Linked DNA regions of Homo sapiens: region 1 is linked to region 2. A link is a contact called in ENCODE Hi-C data. All regions are on one chromosome and are shown on one strand. The core of a region is the stretch at or near the end of the contact, and the rest is flanking DNA. Distances in the headings are between cores, read along the strand shown.

Region 1 (3,147 bases), core at 635-3,134, 850 kb before region 2:
CTCTAAAAGTAAAGTAAAATATAAAACTGGGACAATGAATGCTCACCACAAAGTCCCCATCCCCCTTCTTGGGGGTCCATTGTCCATTACCTCACATCATGTCTCCATCAGGACAGCCTGTCAGTCAGCTCTAGCACCTCTCAGCTCTAAACTGCAGTAGAGAGGGAGGACAGACCAGAACGAGGAGTCTCTGGAATAAATTCCCATCTTTCCAAGGGGATTCCTTGCCTCAGAGAGGTTCAGTGAAGCCAGAAAAGGCACTGTGAAAGGTGGTGTCTGATTTGCAAGGCAGCTTGAAGCAAGGGTTGAGCCTCATGAGGAGGGGCTGGGGCTTCTGAGGGGCTATAGAAAGTCTTCATTGCCATGTCCTGCTTCCAAGGCAACCCTGATTCGGTTTCCCATTAGAAACACATTGAATCTGTGACTCGACCTGATCCCATCCTCTCCAATGACAGGCTGTCTACCGCCAGATGATAAACAGGAAGTCACTGAGTAAGAGGAGCGTGTCGGTCCATGCCGGAGGGGGTTACCTAACTTGGGAAGGCAGAGCTCCAGTAACCACATCTCATACTGAGAATGATGCCTACAGCAATGATGCCTCGCAGGCCTTCTGCAAAGGGTGGCAGAGGAGGACAGCAGTCTCATAGCCTCAATCTTTTTTGGGAAGCAGTAAACCAAACACGCTCTTCTATAGAGACAAGTGCAGCAGTTCTTTTCACAAATTCATGCAGAGGATGCACATGTTGTGAACTGAGAAATTGTATCTCGAGTTCTTTCATTTTCAGTTCAGTTTTACTTTACAATAACTGCTGCTCTTGCTACTATTATTATTTCTAAATACAACACAGCTCTAACTTCAGCAGTGCTTACCTTACCCTCAGGGAGATTATGTGCTGGACACTGGCAAGGGAATATGTGTACTAGGAGTCATAATATTTGCCATGCTGAGTATGCTGACCTCATTCCGGGCATGGTTTTGAGTACTTTCTTTTTGCATCTCAACACCTTACTTAACCTTACAACAGCTTTGAGAGCTGGGTGTTGTTATCCTCACTTCCAAAAGAAGAAATCAATAGCTCAGAATCGAGTCCAGCAACTTGCCAAAGGTCGCAGGCTACCTGTTATCTCTGCATAGGACTAGACTGCAGGCAACAATTAGCCCAATGTCAGCCTTAGGACCATCCTGGCAGAATAGAGGTGATCTTGAATATAATGGGAAAAAAGAGAAAAAGAAAAAATAACAATGATGAAGTTGATCACCTCAGGTTCACAGGCTGTGCAGCAGCAGAGCTGGGCCTGGTATCCACCTTCCAGATCCCACTCCAGAGACCTTCCCTTAATATTTTGCTACCTTAATCTCAGGGCATACGGATTCTTTTTCTTTGGCTTCACTAACATGCTATGTATTTGGCATGATCTTCCCCTCAATGTTTCCATCTGAGACATGGGAGGGAGAGACCTACTTTGTTAAAAGGAAAACATGATAGAAACATTAAAAAGAGATTTTCCCATAGCACAGGGGGAAAAAACTATAAATAGAGTGAAATGTTAATGGTGAAATCCTGGTGGTGGGTATCTGAATGTTCACCGTCTAATTGTTTTGATGTTTCTGTATGGTTGAACATTTTCATATATAATGTTGGGGGAGAAACAATGTTTCCAATATCTCAGTGGTACATTAATATTGATAACACCCTCTTGTAGTATCTGAGGGTGATAAGAAGAAAGATCAATGCAACAGCAAGGGCTGCGGTCAAGCTCGATGTGTTCCATGAACCCCTCCAGGGGTGGCCATGACTGGCTGCCATGTGGCCACTGTGGTCACATCACCTTGCCTGGTCGCCAATCTTCAGGTGTCGCTGCCACTCAGCAGTGCTCCACTTCTGAGACTGTTTCTACTATGATTAAAGGCCTCTGGTCCTGAACTGTCACCAGCAGAGTGACATGGTGCCAACACATGGCCAAGCATATGACAAACATCTACTGTTGACAAGACAACATCCTAGAGGTGTCAGGCGGACGGAAGCAGCCCATTCCAGAAGGAAAGCTCCTGCATGCTGGGTCCTTTGCTCCTGAGACATCTGTACGGTGGAGTCAGAGTGTCCCAGCACCTCGCTGTCTCTCAAGCTGCACACTCGTTTCATTTCCTCTTAGACCTGCAGTGTGACTTATCTTTTCATCAGAGGGGCTTGGAGGGCTTCCCCTCAGTAGCAAAGCCATACCAGCAAGATGTCCTCCTGGGAGATCCATGAAATAACTTGGCTCAGAAGCAAATTATCTCTGAGCAGCTCTATTTTCAATCCTTCCTCGAGATATCACTATTACTAGAAAACTTACCTGGCTCTAATTTAATTGTGAAACAAGGCTTGTCCCTGTGCTAATATTAAAATGGAAATCTTCTAGTGAAATGGCTCATTTCTCTGGTGAATTATTGCCAGAAGGAGATAGGGCCTGAATGCAATTTGCTTAAGTGTCTCACAAACCACTCTGATTCCTGAAGACACTGGCCTTATCTTGTGCTTGATCGACCCTGCACAAGCTGCCTGTCTGCTGCTTGTTCTCTGGAGTTCTCTGAAAAGCCAGTGCTTGGTGGAAAAGCCACAGGAAAATGTTCACTTTTATATCTGCCTCATCATTATAGTTTCTTTCTTTTATTTGGAGACAGAGTCTCACTCTGTCACCCAGGCTGGAGTGCAGTGGCGCGATCTCAGCTCACTGCAACTTCCGCCTCCTGGATTCAAGTGATTCTTCCGCCTCAGCCTCCCGAGTAGCCGGGATTATGGGCACGTGCACCACAACCAGCTAATTTTGTATTTTTATTAGAGACAGGGTTTCACCATATTGGTGAGGCTGGTCTCGAACTGCTGACCTCGTGATCCGCCCACCTCAGCCTCCCAAAGTGCTAGGATTACAGGCGTGAGCCACGGCACCCCACCATCATTATAGTTTATTACTATTCCTCTGTATTTCTAATTATCATCTAAAAAGATGCCCAGTACCCAAAGAAGTTTGCTTTTGCCCAGTTTTCTGGAAAAATGTTCAGAGTGGCTTTTACCAAAAGCTCTCTTCCCCTTGCCTTTGCCCAAAGCCTGGAATGGGGAAGAAGAGCTCATGGGGTGGGAAGAAGAGCTGTGAGGGCAGAGGCAG
Region 2 (3,550 bases), core at 806-3,305:
CGGCATTCCTGCTGGCTGTTCTGTTTGCCCTAAATGTGGGGCCAGCAATCACCTGTCTGCCCGATTCTGTGGCTCCTGTGGTATTTGTGTGAAGTCCCTAGTGAAACTTAGCTTGGACAGAAGCCTGGCTCTAGCTGCTGAGGAACCTCGCCCTTTTTCTGAGGTGAGGCCTCCCCTGTAGTAAGAACTGGTACCCAGGAAGAGGCTGTAACTCTGAATGTGTGTGCTCCACCCTGTGAATCAACCCGGGGAAGAGACCCAAAACTTTTAGAACTTTCACATGGAATTTCAACTAGGTGTGTAAATAAATGCAGTCAATTTAGATTTTAATTGCATTTGCAAGGCCGTAGACATAATGCCACTTTAGTGGCTTTAAAATACATGAGACAGAATGCACTTCTCTTGAATTTCTTATGTAGCATTCTGAGAACTTTTCCTTCCCCTTTTTTATATTTTAGAAAGCTTAGGGTATATAAGATTGCTTTTGTAATTTATAACAGCTGGGCATAGTTTGAGGACAAATCTCACCAGGTTATTTTCAGAAGTACTTAAGCTCTAACAACTGGCTTTGTGTTAGATTTTTATAATTTTATACATTTCTCTAAGCTGGATAAAGACTTTCCATGTTTCTTCTTATCTCTTTATTATAAGAAGTTAAAGATTGATCATTATTAGAGGATACACTCAGCACTTTGTATGCAGTTTTAGGGAGTTCATGACCTTTTTTTTTTGAGACAGAGTCTCGCTGTGTTGCTCAGGCTGGAGTGCAATGGTGCAATTTTGGCTCACTGCAACCTCTGCCTCCCAGGTTCAAGCAATTCTTCTGCCTCAGTCTCCTGAGTAGCTAGGATTACAGGCCCGTGCCACCATGCCCGGCTAATTTTTGTATTTTTAGTAGAGATGGGGTTTCACCATGTTGGTCGGGCTGATCTCGAACTCCTTACCTCGTGATCCACCCACCGTGGCCTCCCAAAGTGCTGAGATTACAGGCATGAGCCACCATGCCCAGCCGTTCATGGCTTTCTTAACCCAGTTTGAAAGATTTAAATCCTAAACTGCCACTAGCCCTTATTCCTTTGTGCAAATGAAACAAAGGTGTTCTTTTCTCAAGACACTTGACTGCCATCTATTGGAAATTGCTTGTAATATACTGGTTTCTCTACTAGAAAAATTACCCTAATACATATGCAAATATATGATGTTCACCATATGAATGGTACTACTTTGAATGCAGTGACGTTGTGCAACGCACAACCTTTCATGGTAGTCCTCTCAGGTCCCCAGGTTTAGATGCAGGAAAGTATGTTAGAGAAAATGTTGGTGACCAGTGGCTGAGTGTGGATTAGTAGTGAAGTCTATGCTCTATTGGATTACAGAGCTGAAAAGGATAGATATCTTCCAGGCATCAAGCAGGCCGGCAAACACCCCTTGATTTGCTGACTTTTAGATAATAAATGGCTAATCCTGGATCAGGCTGGAAGTTGCTGAGAAAGACAGGAGCAAGGAAGATGAGGCAAAGGCTGGAAAACCCTATTAGTTCCAAGTACACTTTTCTTGAGATACTTTTTATTCTGATTAGAGTTGTTTTCTATAAGTAAAATGCAAGATTGATTAAATTATATTCTAATTTTAAAAATGTCTTCTGCCTCACGCATGGCCCCGATGTGCCTGGCAGTCCCTGAATATTCCTTTGCCCAGATCTGATGTTGGGACTAAGAGGGACATAGGAACACAGACTGTTGGCCTCTTCTACCCATCTGGCAAGCTGCTAGCAAAAAAGGAACAGGAACTAGCCTCTCAAAAGCAGAGGCAGGAGAAAATGAGTGACCATAAACCCCTCCTGACAGCCATCAGCCCAGGAAGAGGTAAGGGGGAGGATGCCCTTTCTTCTGGTCGGGAGGGAATTCACTCTTTCTGTGAAAGAACATTTCATTTTCTCTTCCTTTTAGATTTATTTGTATGTGTAAGAAGTAAGTTTCTTTCTTTTCCTCTTTTTCAAGTAATTTTCTTTGTATTGGAAAAAGAAGCTCTTCCTGTAAGCTCCTTCTTAAACTTTCAGTATTCTGATGTTTTAGCTCATAGCCCTGTAGTCTAGTTCCTCAGTCACATGGCGCATGTGGGTTTCTTTTGTCGTGACGGCATGTTGTTAGTGCACAGTGCTATTGCTATCTGCCATTATCCCTTTTTTTAATTGTAAAATTTAAATAACATAAAATTCACCATTTTGACTATTTTTAAGTCTATAATTTGGGCCAGTTGTGGTGACTCATGCCTGCAATCCCAGCACTTTGGGAGGCCAAGGCTGGAGGATCTCTTGAGTCTAGTCTGGCCAACAAAGTGAGACCCTGTCTCTACAATTTTTTTTTTAAAGCAGTCATTTGTGGTGGTGCATGCCTGTGGTCCCAGCTACATGCTTCAAATTTCATTTTGAAATTTAATCTCTATTGTGGTGGTATTAAGTGGCGGGACGTTTTGGAAATTGATCATGAGGATGGAGCCCTCATGAATAGATCAGTGCCTTATGAAAGGGCTGGAGGGAATGAGTTAAGGCCCCTTTTTGTCCTTTGGCCCTCCCTCCATGTGAGGACACAACGTTGCCCTCCTTTGGAGGATGCAGCAACGAGGCACCATTTTGGAAGCAGAGAGACCAGGCCCTCCCCAGACACCTAACCTGCAGGGACCTTTATTTTGGACTTCTAGCTTCCAGAATGTGAGAAATAAATTCCTGTTCTTTATAAATTACCCAGTCTCAAGTATTTTGTTTATAGCAGCACAAATGGACTAAGACAGTTTGCTAGTATTTTCTTGAAGACTTTTGTGTCTATATTTATAAGAGATATTAGTCTGCAGTTTTCTTCTTTCCTTCTACTGTCTGTCTGATTTTGGTATCAGGATAATGGTAGCCTTATAGAAACACTTCTTTTTTTTTGAAGTGGTTATGAAGAATTGGTATTAACTATTATTTAAATTTTGGTAAATTACCTGTGAAGCTATCTGGATCTGATGTTTGTCTAGTGGGCAATTCTGATTACTCTTTACTTTTTATAGGTCTGTTCAGATTTTCTATTTCTTGTTGAATCAGTTTTGGTAGTTTGTGTTTTTCCAGATATTTATCTATTTCATCTGATTAATTTATTAGCATACAGTTGTTTGTGATACTCTTTTATAATCTTTTTTATTTCAATAAAGTTGGTGATAACATCTCCTATTTCATTTCTAATTCTAGTAACTTGAGATGTCACTTTTTTTGGTCAATCTTACTAAAGGTTTATCAATTTCATTGATCTTTTCCAAGAACCAACTTTTGGTTTTATTGATTTTCTATTATTTTTATATTCTGTATTTCACTAAATTCCACTCTCATCATGATTTCCTTCTTTCTTCTTACTTTAAGTTGACTTTGCTCTTCTTTTCCTCGTTTAAGGTCAAAGATTAGGGTGATGATTTTGAGATCTTTCTTCAGAATGTGAACATTTGCTGCTATAAATTTCTGTTTGAGCTTTGCTTTCACTGCGTCCCATAAGTTTGGTGTACCTTCATTTTCTTTCTT

Evidence for each region. A loop is a pair of places that touch in the nucleus more often than their neighbours do. Pooled maps may share reads with other maps.
Region 1: a loop to region 2 is called in a map with no recorded cell type, with 7 times the contacts of the local background. The contact joins two enhancer-like sites. A Hi-C loop is called at or near these places in 1 of 37 single-sample maps with no recorded cell type and 3 of 50 pooled maps.

Annotation. Positions count from the first base shown.
Region 1 is chr20:19,258,213-19,261,359 of GRCh38, reverse strand. All of the region lies in intron 1 of SLC24A3 (solute carrier family 24 member 3), which reads right to left. The region is part of intron 5 of SLC24A3-AS1 (SLC24A3 antisense RNA 1); the gene reads left to right. Among named protein-coding and RNA genes, the nearest start is that of SLC24A3-AS1, 25 kb to the left of the region's middle. RefSeq lists enhancers at 340-389, 2,059-2,148. Within about 2 kb of position 1,884, at least 4 of the 41 ENCODE cell types and tissues checked have a DNase peak (open chromatin) inside an H3K27ac peak, as active enhancers do.
Region 2 is chr20:18,410,961-18,414,510 of GRCh38, reverse strand. It overlaps DZANK1 (double zinc ribbon and ankyrin repeat domains 1), which reads left to right. Exons shown (of 21, transcript NM_001367614.1): 12 at 1-163; 13 at 1,658-1,865. Among named protein-coding and RNA genes, the nearest start is that of LINC00851, 34 kb to the right of the region's middle. RefSeq lists a silencer at 960-1,009 and an enhancer at 1,880-1,929. Within about 2 kb of position 2,055, at least 4 of the 41 ENCODE cell types and tissues checked have a DNase peak (open chromatin) inside an H3K27ac peak, as active enhancers do.